Regions from separate parts of the Homo sapiens genome. Here regions 2 and 3 are each linked to region 1. Evidence: chromatin contacts called from ENCODE Hi-C or POLR2A ChIA-PET data. All regions are on one chromosome and are shown on one strand. The core of a region is the stretch at or near the end of the contact, and the rest is flanking DNA. Distances in the headings are between cores, read along the strand shown.

The links. A loop is a pair of places that touch in the nucleus more often than their neighbours do. ChIA-PET counts read pairs that join two places held with the same protein, here RNA polymerase II (POLR2A). Pooled maps may share reads with other maps.
Region 2: a loop to region 1 is called in a pooled map, with 4 times the contacts of the local background. The contact joins the enhancer-like site here to the promoter of TFDP2 in region 1. A Hi-C loop is called at or near these places in 5 of 50 pooled maps. POLR2A ChIA-PET finds 5 or more read pairs at or near these places in 2 of 52 experiments (GM12878 and activated CD4-positive, alpha-beta T cell).
Region 3: a map of CD8-positive, alpha-beta T cell shows a loop between it and region 1 (38-fold over the local background). The contact joins the enhancer-like site here to the promoter of TFDP2 in region 1. A Hi-C loop is called at or near these places in 3 of 168 maps with a recorded cell type or tissue (B cell, CD8-positive, alpha-beta T cell and naive thymus-derived CD4-positive, alpha-beta T cell) and 10 of 50 pooled maps. POLR2A ChIA-PET finds 5 or more read pairs at or near these places in 1 of 52 experiments (activated CD4-positive, alpha-beta T cell).

Annotation. Positions count from the first base shown.
Region 1 is chr3:142,148,130-142,151,176 of GRCh38, forward strand. It overlaps TFDP2 (transcription factor Dp-2), which reads right to left and starts at 1,415. Exons shown (of 13, transcript NM_001178139.2): 1 at 1,054-1,415. RefSeq lists silencers at 911-960, 1,191-1,260, 1,321-1,530, 1,641-1,690 and an enhancer at 1,060-1,560.
Region 2 is chr3:141,410,475-141,413,691 of GRCh38, forward strand. The region is part of intron 5 of ZBTB38 (zinc finger and BTB domain containing 38); the gene reads left to right. Among named protein-coding and RNA genes, the nearest start is that of ZBTB38, 44 kb to the left of the region's middle. Within about 2 kb of position 1,902, at least 36 of the 41 ENCODE cell types and tissues checked have a DNase peak (open chromatin) inside an H3K27ac peak, as active enhancers do.
Region 3 is chr3:141,310,133-141,313,614 of GRCh38, forward strand. LOC124909441 (a long non-coding RNA gene) reads left to right here. Exons shown (of 4, transcript XR_007096119.1): 3 at 1,505-1,624. Among named protein-coding and RNA genes, the nearest start is that of ZBTB38, 57 kb to the right of the region's middle. RefSeq lists an enhancer at 1,508-1,697. Within about 2 kb of position 1,664, at least 29 of the 41 ENCODE cell types and tissues checked have a DNase peak (open chromatin) inside an H3K27ac peak, as active enhancers do; they include B cell and CD8-positive, alpha-beta T cell, where a contact is called at or near this core.

The DNA of each region.
Region 1 (3,047 bases), core at 165-2,664:
AAGTAGGTTGTGCAAGTCAAATGAAAAGACACAAAACTCAGATCTCGGGGAGACAGGGGAAGGAGAAGGCTGAGCTAAAAGAGAGCCTTACTGAAAGAAAGCAAATAAGTGAGAGGGAGTCTGTGCCCTCTGAGATGGAATGAGGAAAAGATAAAAGTATTCATGGGCTCAAAGGCAGCTTCAGCAGTGAATATGGAAAAGGAATGAGCCCGTTCACTGTCTCAACACTAAAAGGGAAATAATATAGGGTCTTTTTCTAAACCAGCATCCATGGCAGTCAATAATAAAAGTGCCTAACTAATGCAAGGCATTTAATACGTGGAGGATTTTCTTACGATTGCATTCCATACATTAGTCCATTCACTCCCCGAAACACACCGAATAGGTGGATGCATCTAATTTACAGATGAAGAAACCGAGATCACACAATGGGAGATAGCACAGGCTGGTAAGAGAGACTGGGGCGCTCATCCACTTCGTTGTACTGTCTCTCAGCGAGATCCTAGGAAAACCCTTACACTTCTTTGTGAAGACAGACCTTGGCTTTCCAGATTTTCTCAAAGGAGTCTGGGCCCAAAAAGCGATCCTCTACTTCAGAGAAAAGTTCCTTTATGGGGCATATGAGGTTCTTCCAAGCACACAAAGCTTAGAAACTCTTTAAAAACAAACAAAACACCTGGTGGACACAGAGGCCTGTGAGTCATGAAAGGAGAAGGGAAAAATCGGAAAACCAGATTTAGAAGCCATCCTTCTTTGAAGAGAACGAGAAAGTAGAAAGCAGCCCTTCCCCTCTTCCACGAGGCGTGACTCAGGGACGTTACCTCCCCCGATTTGCTCTATGCACTAAGAGGGTGACCCTCCTCTGCTTTCGACTCTGGCCCAGACACTCACGGGTTACCCGGCCAGGCCTGGAGAACCCAGGTCTAAACAGATGGGACTCGTGGGGGAACAAGGGGGCCCCTGTGCGCAGGGAGGGAAACCTACCCAGGAACGCGCCCGGCCGGGTCCAAAGGCCCTCCGCGCGCGGGCCCGCGCCCTCGCCCCAGACCTTACCGCCTTCGGCTGCAGAAGAACTGGCGGCCAAGCGAGGCTGTCGGGCCGAGCCAGGAGCGCGTCTTCGGGCGCCGCCGCTTCTGTGGCGCCCGCGCTTAGGCGGCGGCCGGGTCCCGGTGGACTCACACCCGGGGAGACGCGGCCTGCCCGGTCAAGGCCCAGGAGTTTGAGGCCCCAGAACGCCAACCGTGCGCGCGCCCTCGAGCCTGCCCAAAGATGAAGGGTCAGGGCGCGCCCCGCGGGCCGGGCAGCTGCGGCAGCGCCGCAGCCGAGATCGCTACCGATTTCGTCCGCCCTCTCCCTGCCCAGCTACAGCCCCGCTTCCCCCGCGCGAGCTTTGGCGGCGGAGCAGCACAGTGCGCGCCGATTGGCCCTCAGAATGTGCGACGCCTGGCGCCGCTCCCCACGGATTGGCCGGGCCGGCAGTGCGTGCACGGAGTAAACAAACCCCGCCCCCAGGCTTCCCTTTGAGAGTAGGGGGCCAACAGATGGAGGGGCGGGACTCGTGCACTCAGCCACCGCCCCTTGGTTCCCCCTGTGGCCTCCCTGGGAGCCCTCCGCAGGACCCGACCACCCCGCTTCCCCGCCGCCTCCAGGGACAGCTGCGGGCCTGAGGCCTAGAATTTTAGACACACTTCCTTCATCACTCCTATCTCATCCCCCCTACTCCCACCCTGCGACTTGGGTGGGAATCTCTTTTCCAACTGACCCCGAAGCCAGAAAACCCCAGCTCTCTTGGAAGGAGGGGGACTGGGGCAGTTCCATTCGGTCCCCAGGCCTTTGCGGGGTCGCCCTGGGGGAGCATCAATAAGGGACAGGGGGGCGAGTGATCGTGATTGAGGCTATGCGTGGGGCCAACTGTGGGACACCTTGAAATTATTCAGACAATGAGTTAGAGACCACTGGGAATGTGGAGGTTCTTCAATATCAAGGCAAGTTAATACCCAAACCAGGACAGGTCATTCTGTCCCGCGGAAACTGCACACACCCCAAATACCCGTACACTTGGTTCCATATGAAAAGATTTTGTTCATTCGTTCGTGCCGAAGTTAAAAACCCCGTGTGAACAGCGCATTAAAACGATTAGATCTTTCTCATTTTACTCCAGTCAAATCTTATAGATCTTCTATATGCCACTTTGTTTGTTTTTGAGACGGGGTCTTGCTCTCACCGAGGCTGGAGTGCGGTGGCAGGATCACGGCTCATTGGAGCCCTGACTTCCCAGTCTCAGGTGATCCTACCACCACAGCCTCCCGAGTAGCTGGGACTACAGGCCCGCGCCACCACACCCGGCTGTTTCGCCATGTTTCCCAGGCTGGTTTGGAACTCCTGGACTCAAGAGATCCTCCCGCCTGGGCCTCCCAAAGTGGTGGGATTACAGGCGTGAGCCACCACGCCCGGCCCCAAACACTATTCTTGATATGGGGAGACATCAGTGGACAAAATAGAGACAAAAACTCCTGCCTTCATGGAGCTTACATTCTAGCAGGATGGGAAAGATAATATGCAAAAGAATACGTAAAACAAAAACTATATTACATGCTGGTATGTGTGCTATGGGAAAAAAATATAAGCAGAGGTGTTGGAGGAATGGCTTCAGTCCTAAATAGAGTGATCTGGGAAGGTAGCACGGAGAAGGTGGTATTTAAGCAAATGCCTAAAGGAGATGAGATAGGTAAGAGAGCACTTTCAGATCTTTCTCTGGGGCAGGGTGGAGAGACAATTGTATGCATAATTGCATGTAACTAGTCCTGAGAGTCCAAGAATGTCAAATGCAGTACTCCACTGACTGATTCTAAAATGCAAAAACCCCAGTGATTACTTCACATTCTCCAGTAACAAATCAATAAAAATTTAGTTTCCACAAAAAATATAACTTTAAGAAAACTTAAAGTTATATTCAACAAATACTTTTCACTCTAGGTACTACGTATACAAAAATGAGCAAGACAGACAAAACATCCACCCTCAAGGAACTCAGTGTAGCAGAGGAA
Region 2 (3,217 bases), core at 652-3,151, 740 kb before region 1:
GAACCCACTGTCCTAGGCCCAGTCTGCCAGAAAAAGGCAGGTTATCAGAAGAGCAGGAGATGGCAGTCAGCAGCAAAGCTTAAAGAAGGACTGGCATTGTCCCATGAGAGCAAGCTGACCATGACATCTGCTGGGCTTCCAGCAGACACACGCAGTAGGACACCGTGATGCAAAGCTTCCGGTCCAGTTGGAGCCCTTGGGTTTTTGCCAATTAAGATAGTCAAGCAAATTTATTTTTGACCTGGGAGAGACAGAAGGCTGTTTTCCATCTTACAAAAGCATTTCTCCTCTCTTATGTAAATGAAAATTCCTAAGCTGTATTATAACTTAATATTGAAAGAAATTAAAACATTTACGCAGGGAGAGAGGAAGACCCAGCTTGCGCACCCCTATTTTTCTGGCCACTACTGTGAGTGTTCATACCAGGATGCATTTTCATGAAAAATCCAGTGGCTGTTTAAGTCCTGGAAGGGTATCTTGGGATTATTTCAGCAACCCGTGAAGGCAGGCTTTGTGCAAGGTGAGACAGATATGAGCTGTCACTTCCTGCTTTGTGAGTTGGATATTGTTTCTAGGCCCTGTTTTATTTATGTTATTTTTCCTGTTCATGTGTTAGAACAACTGACTGTTTGTAGAGTTGATGACAATTAGATAATAAGACCACCAATTCAGTCCAAACAAAGATGAATTCATTATCTTGCCAGGCAAGGGAGACCCACATATTCAGATCAGTCTCCCCATACTTTTGTGCGTTTTCATGTAAGCATGGAGATTTCCGATTAGTTTTAATAGCACAGTGATTGGCTCCTAGACACCTAAATGAGGATTTCCTTTTTGAAAAACCTACTCAGCATTCTGATCTGTCCCTGCTTAAACCTATTTAGTCTGGTCTTATAGTCCCTGACTTGAGCCCAAAGAGCAAGGTTTCTCAAGGTCTCTGTGCAGGTCTTTGATGCTCTTTCGTGGAAGAGATTTACAGTGGTTACAGCCATAACCGGTGCCTGTGGCTGAACCATGCCTTCTGTAGTGTGTTCAGCCCTTCCCTTGAATTAATGCAAGTTCCACCTTTGCTTTAATGGGAGGGGACAGAAGGACCACTTTGAGGAAGCGGAGGCAAGAAGATAGTCTGCAAAAGCCATGACGTGGCACTGAAATGAAGCCCTGTGTAGGGTTTTACTCAGACGTTAGAGAACTGGCTGCCCCTGAGTGCTGTGCTAACTAGGGAAAGAAAAAAAACCCTGACCTTTAAAATTTTTCCTGTGAAGGTCTAGCAATTCTGGAGTGTCTTCAGCGACTACACAGTGTAAAGCAACTTTTTGCACAGAAGCACCATAAATTACCTAAATGGAAATTTGCTTCTAAGTGAAGTTCTTACCCTGTCTGTTGGATATTTAGTATTGTCAATATTTGTTTTTGTTTTTGACATTTTCAGGAAACCAAGAGCTTTTTGTCACATTTGAAGAATCTCTTTTAAGAGTTTCTTTTCTATTTATAATGCGTTTCTGATAAGAAGATTTGCACCTTTCTCTATTTTAGAAAATACTTTTTGAGGTCTTTTGTTTTTCCTTTTATGAAGTTTAAATAGTTGTCTTAACCTCCAATCCTAGCAACTCCCTTACATTAAAAATGACCTATATTTTTTTTCTCCCATGAGGTTCCTTTGCTCAGAGAGAATAAGAAAAGTTCTGGTAATTAGTCACTGTGGTATTCTGTAAACAAATACTTTGGAAGCTATGATTTATGTTACTGGTCGGGAAGAAAAAAAAATGGTTTTGTGTATCTCTAGACGATTACCCTTGTGAAAGGCAAGTGCCTCGTATTCCCAAAAGGTCTCTTGGGTGCCCTGTTTGTTGTGTTAAGGTCTCTCAAAGCCGGTGGCCATTTTCTGCGAGCTGAATCCCTGTGTGAAACTCCTCCCACTGTGAGGTCTACGAGCATTTGTTTTCTAAAATGAAAGCACAGGCAGAAACTCAAGCTATTCTACAGAACAGTCTGTTCTTTTGATTTTTTTTTTTTTAGATCAGTATATTTAAAGCATAATTTTTCTAAACAACATATTGCGAGTGTTTACCTGCAGTGGTTTGGAGTTTGTTTGGGGAGTTTTAATTATTTTTTAATGTAGACAACTTATTTACCAACATCATTGCTCCTTCTGCTCAGATAATTCTACCCTAAACCAGGTGAATAGGGGAACTATGTAGGCACCTGACTACTGCCAGAAACTTTCCTTCTGTTTCTATTACCTTTCTTTTGGGGTGAAATTGGCAACAGCTCACTGGAACTTAGCTCCCTTAATATTCTTTCTCCCTCCCACAATTTTTTCCACTCGGTTTTTTTTTTTTATCTGAACCATTGTTCATCCATTTGAAACACTGGCCAGAGTTTTTGTCGCTTTTCCATAGTAGGAAAGCCTTTGTGCCTCTCTTTGTACCTCAGACCTACTGGTGGGCTTGCCGGACAGCTCTGCCAAGCGCCTGCGTCTCCTGAGCCTATGAAGAGGCGACTTTCACAATCCTGTGCTGCCTTCGAGCTCTGTGCTGCCAGGCCTGGCCTCCCTCCAGAGGTCGTAGTGTTGCCAGCAGTGGCTTCAAACTGGAAACATGGGAGGAGGAATTGTGGGAAATGGGGAAGAAGAAAATGTTTGTGCAGGGAAAGTGTGTACGTGGACTTAAATAAATATCTGAGGGCCCAGGCCCATACAGATGATCTCTGTACGCTGGTATTTTGCGCCTGGAGCCAGGTGTCTGTTGACAGTGGGGAGGAGGTGGGGAAGACCCAGCCGGCCGAGAGCCTCAGCCACCTTCCTGCAGGAGGTCCTCACACCCCAGACGGTCAGAATGCTCCCCAGACTGAGGAATCAGCTGCACATCCCCCTGATGTCTCTAAAGCTGAAATCTGCTTCCTGGGTTTAGCCACCATTTTCATTGAGCAGTTCTGAGGATTCCTTGTGGGTACTTGTGATCTTGGTGGAGATGCTTCATGGTGTTGACCCTATTGTTTTGAATACCTGACAGCTGGATGGTCCAGGCCCTATTTCTATGATCTGTTTTTTGGAACTGTTGTATTTGTGTGACACAGTGATGGAGCATGATGTCAACTCCCACATACTGTAACCCAGGAAGGAGCATGATGTCAGCTCAGGATACCGGAACCGATAAAAACTCAGTGAGTGTTGCTTCCCCCGTTACACACCTGCTCATGATGACTTGTGGGATGC
Region 3 (3,482 bases), core at 414-2,913, 840 kb before region 1:
GCTAGCCAGGATGGTCTCGATCTCCTGACCTCGTGATCCGTCTGCCTTGGCCTCCCAAAGTGCTGGGATTACAGGCGTGAGCCACCGCGCCCAGCCCCAAGCATCATCTTTGAAGCAGAGAGTAAGCCTTCACCAGTCCAGTCCTTGATCTTGGACTTCCTTGCCTCCAAAACTGTAAACAATATATTTCTGTTACTTATAAATTACCTAGTCTAAGGTATTTTGTTAGAGCAGCCTGAATGAGCTAAGACAGAGGGCAATCAGGAAACTGATGTTCTGATCTTCTGGTGAGGTTCTTAACCAGGGCCCGACATATGGGTTTCAATTTTGCTTTCAAAACAGTGTGGATGTAAAGATGTGTGTTTATCCAGGAAGAGGGTTCACAACTTTCTTTGGATTCTCAACAGAATTCAGCACACACGAAATATTATGTTCAGAGCTACTGCTCTGGGAATAAGAACCTCAGCAAACACATTTCAGATAAGCAAAGCCCTTGTCTGAATTCAAGCCCATTTCTATCTCCCTCCCATCAAGCCAGAGTGGCAGAAGATGACTAGGAAGAGTCAGAGGACCTTAGAGGAGGTGGATGTAGCCAAGAGAAAGGATAAAGGCTGAGCTGTTTGAAGTTTCCAGAGAGGACTGAGGAAGTCAACCTGGGTCCTTCTTGTGTGGAGGTCACACTTCGCCCAAGATAGCAGAGGCCGTTTAAACTGAGATGGATATATTTACCCTTTGTTTGATGCCAGGAGTATGTGATCATGAATTGTTATGTGGCTGTGTGTACTACATACCGGTGTGTTCACAAGGGTAGGTATAACTGAGCTGTGTGCATAAGTGAACGAGTGGCCTTTGGGTTTAGTGTGAGCATCTGAATGGTTTGGTGAAGGGATGTGCACGTGCATCTTTAACCATTTACCCATCAAGCCTCTCATTAAGTTAAGACAGGTTACGGAAAAGAATTCCACTAGGTGAGAGTATCTGCAGACAGGCCTACAGCCCACACCAGAAAACTGGGAATCCTCAACTCGCCCCACTCCCTGATCCCTCATCATCCACTGAATCCATGCTGCCACTCCCACCATCAGCCCCCATCAACTCTCCCTGGGCTGCTGCTCAGCCTTCAATGGCCTCCCCCAAAACCCTTCTGAATGAACTGCAGCAATAGTGATGACGGTAAAATGACTTTTGGGTCACAGCGCGTCTCCCCTGAAGCGAACAACGGCTTTCCATTGTCGGAGGATACTGCCCATCTCCTCAGTCTGACTCGAGGGCTCTTTCAAGGTCGACTCTGGGGTAGTGAGGTCCCCGGCTTTGGGCGCGTCTCCCCTCAGTCGGCTCGTATCCCACACCCCTTCCCCCTTGGATGCCTCGTTCTCTGGGGCCCTTTGGCGCTGCCCCTGCGTCCCCATCATGGAAACTACCACCTGCTGCCTAACTGCCAGACGCAAAAGTGCCCAAGCCTGTCTCTCACGTTCCACCCCATAAACCTTCCCCACCCGACCAGAAGCCAGAGAGACCACAGGTCGAAGCAGGACCACGCAAGGACGCGCACGCCTCTTTCCCACGCCGCAGAGCGATAGAACCCGCAACAGGAAAACGGAAAGGCCGTGCGCCGGAAGAACAGGTAGGGACTACGACTCCCAGAAGCCTCTTGACAAGGACTACATTTCCCAGAAAGCTCCGCGCGGTTCCCACCCCGGAACTGCCTCTGCTTTCGAAAGCGGAAGGCGGGCCAACCGGGCAGGGAACAGGGTTTCTGAAGGGATAGACCGGTGGGCGGTGTCGCCGGGTGTCTACCTCCAGGGGTCGTTCGTGAGCCAGAGAAACCCGGACTTAGGAAGGAAGGGGCCTGGCCACAGCCCTTCCGCTGTTGGCTGTGCATTGCCCTTATTCCCAGCTCATTCTCTGTCGTTGAGTCGAGCAAGGAGGGTCAGACAGAACCAGGTCCACCACGTTTGTGTCTTTCCGCCAGGTGAGACTTTTACTGATGCTATTCCAGTCATAAAAGCCAGGAGCTACATGGAGTTCCCAAGGAGGCAATTCCCCTAACACTACCCGCTCACTCGCTCACTCCGTAGTCAGAGCCATAGGCACACAGGCTTCAGCCACTACACCAAGTCAGTATTGCAAAGCATACAAAATAGTCTACTTAGTCAACATGTTAAATGTTGTAGATTAAATATTCCACATCAAGCAGGGTAACATTTAACATCAAGAGCAAAGGAGATAGATAGGAAAAGGGGTTAACAAACTAGTCCCAGGAGAGACAAGGTGTCCTGGCCTCAATGTCTTGCAAGGAAGAGTCTTTGATGTGGGCAAAGCCTTAGGCAGCAGATGCCGGGTGTTTATCATGGGCGACAGCAAGATAGGGTCTGTTAAGACGGCCATTTAGAGCTAGAGAAGTCCTGCTCTTTTTATGGCCACGGGGGTCTTCTGGTGACGACTGATAGTGAAGGAGTGTGCCTGTTTATGCCCGTATTTGGTTGGATACACTCTTTTTTGGTTAGGCGAACATCGGGACTCTGTTGGCATGATGCCTTTTGAAACGTAAAGTGGAGTCTTTTGCTAAGATGGAGTTACTTATGTCAAGGGTGTTCTATACACTCCCTCTGCCTGCTCTGGCTTTGCCTGTGGCCAGTACTTGCTCTCTGCCCACCTCTTGGTGTCTCTAGGGGGTAGAGGCTGGTGGCTAGATGGTCTGTCCCTCGCCCTTATCTCCAGTCCTGCATTGCTTATCTGCCGCTTGGAGGCGGTGACCATCTTGACTCTAAGAGCCAAACCCACAGAGCCCTACATGTGAGTTCCACAGCTCTTCTACTTCTGGCTGTGGCTGTCGGAGGAGGGGCTTCAGGCGGTGGAGACAGGCGTGGACAGTAGCTGGGGGGTGGCGGGGAGATCTGTGGCTCCTGATCTGCCACCTCTGTTCCCAAGAAGATAATTTTCCTGTGGCCTGGGCTCATCCAGCTTATCTTCTCAAATGCCTGAGTTCTGTAGGTGGCCGGCCTTCTTCCTCACTTCCTCCACTCCCAGCCTTATCCCTCAGACCCTAGCAATGGGCCCCATGGCATATTTTCACCTTTCCCCTTTAGAGCCACTTAGAGGACCTGTCGAGAAATAGACGTAACTGGATGAACTAAAACAAGGATGAGGCAGAAACAACTTTCCATAAGACATGTCCACCAGTGTGCCATGTCAGTTTACCGTAACCATGGCTACACCCGGGAGTTCCCGCCTCTTTCCATGGCAATGACCCGATGACGCAGAAGTTACTCCCCTTTTCCTAGAAAATTCTGCATAAACCAACACTTAATCTGCATGCAATTAAAAATAGGTATAAATATGACCATAGAACTGCCCTGAGCAGCTACTCTCTGCCTATGGGGTAGTCCTGCTCTGCAGGATCAGTCATGGAGCTGTAACACTGCCACTTCAATCAAGCTGTTTTCGGCTACCCTGCCACCAGCTAGCCCTTGAATTCTTTA